Linked DNA regions of Homo sapiens: region 1 is linked to region 2. A link is a loop called in an ENCODE intact Hi-C map of the cell type or tissue named here. Cell type or tissue: CD14-positive monocyte. All regions are shown on one strand. Region 1 overlaps ASB2 (ankyrin repeat and SOCS box containing 2). Region 2 holds the start of BTBD7 (BTB domain containing 7).

Region 1 (5,000 bases), 640 kb after region 2:
CAGAATCACCAATCCCGAAGCTAATTCCAGACTTACCAGGCCCTTCCCAAGCCTCTCCCATGGGTTGACACCACTCAGAGACTTTACATTGGCCAATTATCCATGTCATTACCTCACACAGCCCTGGAAGGTAGGAAGATTTTCACTGAATTAACTTAATTCCTCTACAGCCCCTCTCCTTCCAAAAGGACCCTGATGCGCATACGTTATTGGTCCCATTCTACAGATGAGGCAGGTAAGGTTTAGAGCGGGAGGGGAAGGGTTTATAGGAGGAGAGACATATAGAAAGCTGGGATTTGAAGCCTGATCTTCCAACCTCAAATCCAATGCTCTTTCTGGCAATTCCAGGAACACTGACCCAAGCAACTGACACACACATGGGTTTGGAGCAGATCTGTCCTCATCCAGCTGCAGCCAGCTATCCTCCCAGCTGCCCAGCACCCCCTGGCCTATATCTGTGCCCTGGGCACCATACCAGCCTCTTTGCCTGCTGCATGGAGGGTACACGCAGAGGGAGGAGAAGGGTTTAACCTTGACAGGACCTTGAGAAAGTCTACTCCTTGGACTACCTGCTAGAGGCCTGTCTCCCTAGAAAGTCTGGAAACTTCTGAGGAGCAGGACTATGTCATACTCGTAACCCCAGGACCTAACCCAAGGCTGGGTACACAAAAGGTATTTAATAAATGCTAGATGGACAGGTGAATGATAGGACCACAACAGTGCTCAAACCCTTGGAAGCACAGCTGTTATGGAGTTTACTTGAGAGAGAGGGACTCTGCCTTTGAAGAGGCAAATTTCCTACCCCACTGTGGACCCACATATCTCTTGCTTTTCCCACTGAGGTCCTCAGCCTTCAAGGGTTCTTGGGTAAGTTACCCACCTTTATGGGTAAAATGGATAAAATGCACAAAATGGAGATATTAGCCAGTGTTATTATGGGGTTGGTGGTAGAGTCAAAAGGGTTCATGTGTGTACAGGCTCAGCTGTGGGTCTGGCTGTTAGTAAGTGTGCAATGCACGGGCCGCTTCAGGACAGGAAACTCCCTGTCCCTGAACGGATGCAGTCGTAGGCTGGTGACAGCTGTCAGGGATGCTATGGCGGCGTCTCCTGGGGGACAGGTGGTGCTGCTCAGCCCTGGCACGAGGGGGAAGTTATGAAGCAGCGTGTGGAGCCAGCCTGACTGAGTTCACATCCCAGCTTTGCTGGTTGTTAGCCGGGAGAGCCTCTGGAATAGTAGTTTCTCCATCTGTAAAATGGACAAGGTCAGAGCACCTATCTCTTGGGAGAGGGCATTGATTCGGGTGATGCCTTGCCCCTCTTTGGACCTCAGTTTCCCCTTGTCATGAAGATGCTGCCCAGCTTGATTTCTGAGACCTCTGTCTGGGGGTTGGGCGGCCTTCTGGGCCTAAGTCTTGGAGGGAGGCCAGCAGCCTCAAGGGACACTCTGGGAGGCTGATTGGAATCAAAAATAGCCCTTTCCCAAGGAAAGCAGGAGTCTAATAGGCCTTGCCCAGCCATCAGGGAGGCTTCCTGGTAGAGGGAGGGGCCAGTCCAAGGCCAGTGTGGAGCAAGGGAGGCCTGGCCCCGCAGGGCCTTCAGGAGTGCCTCTCCTGCCCTCTTTGCAGAACCCCAAACATTGGTTCTTGAGAAGCCCCATCTTTCCCCAGGTGACATCTGTAAAGTGGCTGTGACAGGGTTACTTAGGTTAATCCACGTAAATTACTCAGGCAAATCCACTCAGAGCAGTACCTGGTTCATTCACAGCCGGCTCTCTTCTAAGTTGGGCCTTAGTCTCCACATCTGTGAAATGGGAAAAGAGACATGGACCCTGGCAGGGTTATAGTGAGGACCAAAATTGCATTTAAAAAGTGGTCTTTTCCTCCTAGTACCTTCCCCTCTCTACCAACCCAGGTTTGCAGACAGCCAGGGTCTGCCCGGGAACTGGCGGTGGATGGGGTGGGTCTATGTGGTTGTTTGAGGGGCTGGGGTGGGAGGTGGTCACTCTCCAGATGTCTTAGCAGAAAACTGGGGGCTAGAGGAGACACAGCTGGGAAGGCGGGGCCAAGAAGGAGGCTGGCAGCCATCCTCCACCACACCAAGCTCCACCAGAGGCTTGGGTCATGCCAGGGACTTGGGTCGGACATGTGAGGCTGCACAAGCCACTTAGCATCCTTGGCTGTGTTTGTGGATGGAGCTGCTCGTCAGCCTACCCTGCCCTGAAGGTGCCCTTCCAGAAACAGCTCCAGCATCTCCTCTACCAGGAAGCCTCCCTGATGGCTGAGAGTCCTCTGCTGCCTCCAAGGGCCCCCTTCACATTCTACTGCTTGGACTGCCTGCTATGGTCCTGTCTCTCTAGAAAGTCTAGAAACTTCTGAGGAGCAGGACTATGTCGCACTCATGTTGTAACCCCAGGAACTAACCCAAAGTCAGGTACACAATAGGTATTGAATAAATGCTGGACAGACGGGTGAATGAACGATAGGATCATGACAGTGCTTCAAGCCCTTGGAAGCACAGCTGTTATGGAGAAGTTTACTGCACAGTGGTAGACGGTGGCACGGCCCGAGTGCCCCACTGCCTATACTCAACCCTAGCTCTGCCACCTCCTGGCCACGTGATGTGAAGCAGGTTACTCGGTGCCTCACTTTGCTCATCTATAAAATGAAGATATTAATGGCATCCTGCCTGTGGAGGTGTTGTCAGGTGAAATTAGGTGACAGGTATAAATGTGGAGCACCTGGCACACAGCCGGTGGCCCCTAAAAATCTGCTCGTGTTATTCCACAGGTCCCAAGATGCTGCGATTCTCTGCCGTGATCCCAGAAAGTGGGTGAAACAGCCTAAACCTGTTCCTGCTGGGAGGATGCTACCTGAAACTCGTGCCCAGCTGGCGGTTCTCTAGGAGGCTCCATCCAAGGGATTTGAATTCCCACAAGCTCTCCTCCATTTAACAAGATTGAGAGTGAAAGTGAAAATGAGCCCCAAGCCCAGCCTTCGCGTGACAGCTGTGGTCAAAACTGCCGCTGTGACTGTCAGCTCCCCGGGCTGTGCGCAGAGCCTGCCGGGTGGTCCCAAGGGTCAATCATGGGGCTGGAGCTTGGGGAGGAAGGGGATCTCCACGCCCTCCCCCGAAGCCAGCTTGGGTGCAGGATGGATTCTGCACACTCCTTTCAAATTCCCCACTCTCCAGGAACCCTCCTGTCCCCCTGCCCTCTCTGCTCACATCATCTGCTGCCCTAGACTTTGGAGGCTTGAATTTCTGCACGAGGTGACTGCCAACAAATGACAAGAGCAGCCATTTAGTGAGCACGTAATTCATTTAATGGTGCTGAACACAGAGCAAGTGCTGCATGAGTATTTTGGTTAGGGTTCACTTGTACCTTTTAGGTTTAGCTCTTATGCAAAGCCTGTGGTTCAGATCCATGTGTCACCCTCAGGTCACTACGTCCCACTGCAGCAGGTATGGGGAGAATCATAACCATAACACCTTCCCTTGCAGTGAATTTCTCTCTCATATTTGTCTTTAGTTTGAACCACATAATAAATCTATAAGCGTATTATAGTTCCTATTCTATAGATGAGGAGACTGAGGCACACTAAGGGAAAAAGTGACAAGGAAGAGACTAGAGGCTACATCTGATTTTACACCAAGTATTCATCCCACACAATGAATAGCAACCACCGGATGTTTTTCAAGATTTGAGTGAAGGCCAGAATCAAACTGAAGACTATGTGTGTGTGTGTATGTGTGTTCATATTCAAAAACACTACATACACGCTACATGTATTATATATATTATATAATATACACACATAATAACATATAACATATAAGTATATAATAGGTAATTATATATTTTTATATTAATAATATAATATATATTATATATATAATATACACACATATACATACTTTCTATAAATCTACTCCAAAAGCTTCAAGGTCTCCCAAATATCACATGACCCGTAGCTAAGGCAATCCTGAAACCTGGCTGCTTGGGCTAGCCTGGGGACACACGAGGAGTCAGGAACTGGGCTGTTCCTTGGCACCCAGGGCGCTCGACCTCCTTCCTTGCAATGCTCTCTCCTTCTGCCAAAACTTATCTTTCTGATCTGCCTTTCCCCCCAGGATCCAGGGTGGTCCTAGGAAACCCAAGGAAACGCTTCCAGCTGGAGTGCTCGGAGGTGTAGGACATTGTTCTCTTCCCTTCCCGGGTCCTGTTGTTTTAGAACCTAATCAATAAAAATTAAGCTGGTGCCTGTGGGTCCTTGTCCTGTCTCCATCCAGGCCACTTTCATAGGTTGCCTCATTTTACTTTTTCAGTACTAGGGAGAAGAGTGGTCTTCCCATGGCGCGGATGAGGAGACTAAGGCCTGGAATGTATGTGGTACAGAGGTTGAGACCACGTCAGCCTGCGCCGTCTTCATCAGGCCCTCTGACACAACATTAAGGGCATGGCAAGGAGTCAGTTGCTCCGTGACCCTAAACCTCATCCCTCTGGAGGCTTCATCTCTGCTCTGGCTAAGAAATGCTCTGACCTTGGTAAGGAAGGGGGGATGGAATCCCAGCCACCTTGCCCTTGACCCCTATGAGTGGCCAAGTCGTAGCCAGGGTGGGCCTTTGGCCATGGGGGCAGTGCTCTCAAGCCTCTGGCTGCCCTGGGGCCTGGTGTCTAGGGCCTCACAGCTGCTAGGAGTTTGAGCCTTTGCTCAGACCCACACCATCAGCTAAGGAAAGCACCCACAAAGGCCAAGCTTCCAGTTTACCCCCAGCCACCACCACCACCGGCTGCGTCATCTCAGACCTTTTGATGCTGATTTCAAGCTCCCGGCTTTCGGGTGCCAGGGCCTTGGGGCTTCCAAGGCTGGGCTGGGGCTGCTGGAGGTGACTCAAGAGGTGTGCTCAGGGCTGCAGGCCCCAGCTGACTCCACAAGACAGGGCTCTTCTCTTTGTATGGAGTAGGGGTGTGACTGCCCCTACATAACCCTGTAGGAGGTGAC
Region 2 (5,000 bases):
GAGGCCTACATCTTAGTTTTGGTCTAATCCATCGCCAGCTGTAGGATCCACAACAAGTCACTCGCCTCTCTGGGTCTGGTTTCCCGGCTCTAAAACAATATTCACACCTTTAGATCTCTAAAAGTTTTTCTGACTCCAAAATTCCATGACAAGTCTAATAACAGTTGCTATTAACAACGTATGATTCTTGCAAAGCAATTTCAAGTCTTTCTTCCACATTTCAGGAAGAAAGCAATTCATTTCAGCAATCTAAAGGAAACAGATGCTATTAGGGACAAAAGATTGTTAGTTGACCAGACCGGGCGCGGTGGCTCACGCCTGCAATCCCAGTAGTTCGGAAGGACGAGGCGGGCGGATCACCAGAGGTCAGGAGCTCGAGACCAGTCTGGCCAACATGGTGAAACCACGTCTCTATTAAAAATACAAAAACTAGCCGGGCGTGGCAGCGGGCGCCTGTAATCCCAGCTACTTGGGAGGCTGAGACAGGAGAATCGCTTGAACCTGAGAGGCGGAGGTTGCAGTGAGTCGAGATCGCACCACTGTTCTCCAGCCTGGGTGACAGAGCGAGACTCCGTCTCCCCCCCCCCAAAAAGGTTGTTAGTTGAAAAAGCTAAGTAATTCTGTAAAAATGTCTACTTTCTCATTACAGTAAGATGTTTTCGCAGAGTTAACAGTGCTCTGGTGTAGATAACCAAGACTGCTTCTGTAAATTAGGCCTACTCCAGAGTACTTATTATCTGTGCTGGTATGTGAAGACGTGCAATTGTAGTTCACAGGAGAAACAACACTCCTCAGAGTTTCTTGAAAAACGGTGAGAAAGTTCTCACCCTCGGGGTAAAGCTAGCAAACACTGTGCAAATAAGGTACTGAAATATGCACACTTTTTGCCATTCAAGTAGTCCAACAAGCACAGCCTCCTCTTCTTTATCAAACACTCGGTATTGTCTCCCTCCCAACCTGTCAAAGCTCAATTCCAGGTTTATCCCGCAATAGTAACTTACCCGGACAATCTAACTTCCCCTGGGAGTAGCAGTCCTCAGGCCTGCTCCCTTCCCAGACCCCGCCGGCCACTCTCACGCCCACCCCTGGCGGTCGCAACCCCGCACCCGGGTAAACACGCGCCCCCGTCTCGGGAGCGGTTTCTCAGCGTCCTGGGAGCGACGGGTCCCGCCCCTCGGCGCCCGGAGCCCAAAGCCGGCCGGGCTGCCGTCGCGACTCCCTCGGGCCGCTCTCCCCGCCCCGAGCGCCACACCTCGCGCCCCTGCCCCAGGGACGGCGGCGCGCTCCAGCCCGCCCCTCGGAGCGCACAGAGACCGGCCAGTCCGGCGCCGCCGCGCCTCAGCCCCAGACGGACGACTGGCCCCTCCCCGCCCGGCGCCCCAGCGCCTCCCGCGGCGGCTTGGCCCCAGCCCCGGCGCCCCCACGCCTAAGAACAGCCCCTTCCTCTCCCGGACGCCCCGCGCCACACCGGACACAGCCTCGGCTCCACAGCCTCAGAGACACCAAGGGACACTCACCCCGGAGGCTCCTCCCGCCGCTGCTGCTGCCGCTGGGACCGCTGCCGTCGCCTCCGCCGCCGCCGCCACCAGCACCGCCGTCCGCACCGGCGCCAGCACCCCCGGCCATCCTCCTCCCACCGCCGCCGCCGCCGCCCTCTCCTCTCCTGTCAGTGGCTCAGGCTCCGGGACTGCTCCAGGTTCCCCTCGCCGCCATTTTGACTCCTAGACGGAGCAGGAGGGGCTCGGTTCGGCGTGGCCCTGGGGCGCCTGCGCGGCGCTGCGGAGCCGGCCGGAGCCCCCGCCCTCCCCTGCCGTCGTCCCGCTCAGGGTCACGTGGCCCGACGTCGCCGCGCGAGTCGGGCCGCGTGGGGGGGCGGTGCGTTCGCTGGATCCATGGGAGCGGAGTGCGCGCGCATTATTTTTGCTCGTCGGCTGGGAGCCGGGCGTCGGGTCGCTGGGAGTTTGCCTCTTGTGGCAGCATCCTGCTTAGTCCAGCGAATTGTGACACATTATTAAATGTATCAGAATATAAGAACTGTGTCACTACTACGTCACCAGATGGCCATTTCCACGAATTCATGTTTCCGTTCGGCGGCCGGCGTCCCTCGGGTGGTCGCATGCAATGAGTGCATCTTTCTCGAGAACAACTCTTCCGCGGAAAGTCATTGCTGACAGTCCTGGCATTCCGGTGGCTGCTTCTTGGCAGTGAGCACTTGTCTATCGTAAGCACTTGTCTGCATGGTACTTTTACAGGCACCACCTTGCTACTTGTGTAGTAGGTTAAAAAATAATCTTTAAGACACTGAAAAGTTTTCCTTAACAAGATACCCCTGTAAACAAAGGACAAAATTGATGAAAACACACAGTCGCCACGTGGGAGAGCCAAGTCGCTCTTCCCTAGATGCCCCTTGTTTGGGGGTTTGCAATAATTTCAGCGATGCAATAACAAAAATACTGTATTTATGGGGCACTGTCGTTTTCCAGAGAGATCCATGGTTTCATTTGAACGCCAAAGCCACCCTTTGTGGTAGTCAGGATAGGTGTTTTTATTGCTGTTTTACAACCAAGGAGACAGGCTCAGAAATACTAACAAGTAGGCAAGCCAAGATCAGAACCCAGGCATTCTGAACCCAGTGAGGAGGCACCGTTACACCTCCTTTTCCTCTGATAGACATTAGCAACTCTGGGAATTTATTTGAAAGTATTGTATTTGCATTTTCAATCTCTACCCATTGTTTAACAAGTTTTGTGTCACACAGTTTTTTGTTGTTGTTGTTCTGAAACCACCTCTAAGCTTCAAAGGATAAGAGCAATTTGGAATTTTGTGATGTGTTTTTAACCATCTCTTGACCCTCCATTATTTTATGCTTTTCATATTCAGTTGGAGACAATATCATTGTTGTTTTCCTCTGGACTTCCTTCAGATTTGTATTTTCCTCACCCTCATTCTTCATCACCTTACTTCCTTGAAAAGGATAGCTCTTTCCAATTTGTATTACTTCATTTTCTTTACCCATCTCACCCTTTTCACCCTCTTACCCAATCCTTGAAGGTTTGGAGATTGTAGCAGAGATTGTAGCAGTCCCTTGCCTGAAATTCCCCTCTAGCTGGTAAGGGTCACTTCAGTTGAACATACAGCCTCAGGGCGATAGACAAGAAATGCATGGAAAAGTGAGAAAATATAAAAGAAATAGGTCCATCTAATTGGAGCCAATGATTACCTCTGAGTGTCCACCTCTTGTTCCACACTTTTATACTTCCCCAAAGGCGTAAGTGAACCTTATCTAAATTCAAGCCATTTACTGTTATTTTCCATCATTTTACCTTTGTCTTAATTTGCTAAATACAGTTAACACTTGAACAACACGGGTTTGAACTGTGCGGATCGATCAATGCAACCTGGTACATGGGATTCTAAACACCGTATTGAGAGGGCCGACTTTTCTTATACTCACATTCCACAGGACGGACAGGCAGACTTGAGTATGCTTGGATTGGGGTATATGTGGTGGGTCCTGGAACCAATCCCACGTATATAGTATATGGGGGATGACTGTATTGCATTAACTGAAAGAGCTATGATTAGCAAACTAAAAAGCGGTGTGTAAACACTGCTTCTTTATAATTTATGGAAATGTTAAATAAGATCAGTCCCCACTGTTTACACTTATTACTAACCTTTATTACTTGACTTTGCTTCTATTTCCTAGCCACAATTTAAAAAACAAAATTAAAATGGTATCAACAACAATAGAATTCTAAGTAATTTCAGGATAACACTTTTTCTAACAGCCTTTGATGTGGAAATCTAAAACTTTTTGAAAAGCCAAGTAAGGTCTGCTGGTTGCACCTTGTCCTTTTGTCTATCTGCACAGCTGGAGACTTCTAGTAGACTGTTTGGATCTAGAAACCATTTGTAAGTGATCCATGATTTTTTTCTACCCTTTAATTCATTCACTGTTTCCTTATTATACCATTTAACTGTACTTTTGAGATCCTGAATTAGCTCAGTTTACACACTCATCAGAATTTAGATGTTTATTTTAGTTCAGTCCGATACACATTTAAAGTATCCAGTACCATGTGCCAAGCACGGTACTACATGCTGGGGGTAAAAAATAAATGGATCTTTGTACTTAAGGAGCTTAGAATCTAAATAAGAAGACAGAGTGAAAAACATTTTTTTAAGGCTAGTGTTAAGATGGTACTAAGTAGTGGTTAACAGCATGCATTCTAGAATCAGATAGATCTGGATGGCCATATGACACAAATAGGTCAACCAGAACCTTTTCTGGAAATTTTTGCCACACTCTCAGAGGAGATGTTTCTTCTTACTCTATTTCTCCGGGATTATGACTCGAAAGGACATGTAAATTGGCTTTGTTTGCCAATGAGGAGAAAGCCATGTGCGGTAGGAAAGGAGGAAGACCATAAACAAAGAAACAAAGTGAGAGAAAGGAAAACCATGACATCATTTGAATACCTGGGCCTACCTGGGCCTGAAACCAACCCATCCCTGGTCTTTTCATTTTTAGAAGCCATTAAGTTGCCCTAACACCTCTTTTTATCTTAAGTTAGTTGGAAATGGGTAAAAACAGTGAACTTCTGTGGCTTTCAACCAAAAGTCCTGAATTTATGTTTTGTTCCTTTCTCCACTCCCTCCATCAGTGAATGGCATCCCATCCACCTGGTCATCTATGTTGAAAATAAGAGTAATCAACATTTCATGGTATATTCCATGGTCTGTCACTCCAGTCTTTTCCTTCCTTTGTACCCCCCTTTTTTACCACACATAACCATCCACTGAAACCCATTCCCACACTCATCTTCCTGGAAATACAGGATGGAAGCTGGGTTTTTGAAATTAAGGAGAAAAGACAAATTTTATCTCCCCCTATTTCTCTGCATGTAACAATCCTGTTTTCATGCATTTTTCTGAATTTCCTGAAGTCTAAAAGGTGAAGAGGATTGAAAACCCCAGAACAGTGATAAGTACCTTGT

The links. A loop is a pair of places that touch in the nucleus more often than their neighbours do. Peaks named below come from ENCODE experiments on the same cell type or tissue, not always from the same donor. Only the 100,000 strongest peaks of a DNase experiment are listed, where the experiment ranks them.
Region 1: a loop joins it to region 2, with 6 times the contacts of the local background. A loop is called at or near these places in 2 of 110 quality-filtered maps.

What each region holds. Positions count from the first base shown.
Region 1 is chr14:93,968,171-93,973,170 of GRCh38, forward strand. The region is part of intron 1 of ASB2 (ankyrin repeat and SOCS box containing 2); the gene reads right to left. Among named protein-coding and RNA genes, the nearest start is that of ASB2, 5.9 kb to the right of the region's middle. In CD14-positive monocyte, CTCF peaks have their summits at 2,638 (motif pointing left) and 2,843; DNase peaks (open chromatin) are centred at 1,071, 2,581 and 3,021; H3K4me3 peaks cover 1,196 bases; H3K27ac peaks cover 1,483 bases.
Region 2 is chr14:93,331,303-93,336,302 of GRCh38, forward strand. It overlaps BTBD7 (BTB domain containing 7), which reads right to left and starts at 1,734. Exons shown (of 11, transcript NM_001002860.4): 1 at 1,518-1,734. It also overlaps a transcript of UNC79 not described here. In CD14-positive monocyte, a CTCF peak has its summit at 1,984; a DNase peak (open chromatin) is centred at 1,889; H3K4me3 peaks cover 2,752 bases; H3K27ac peaks cover 2,723 bases.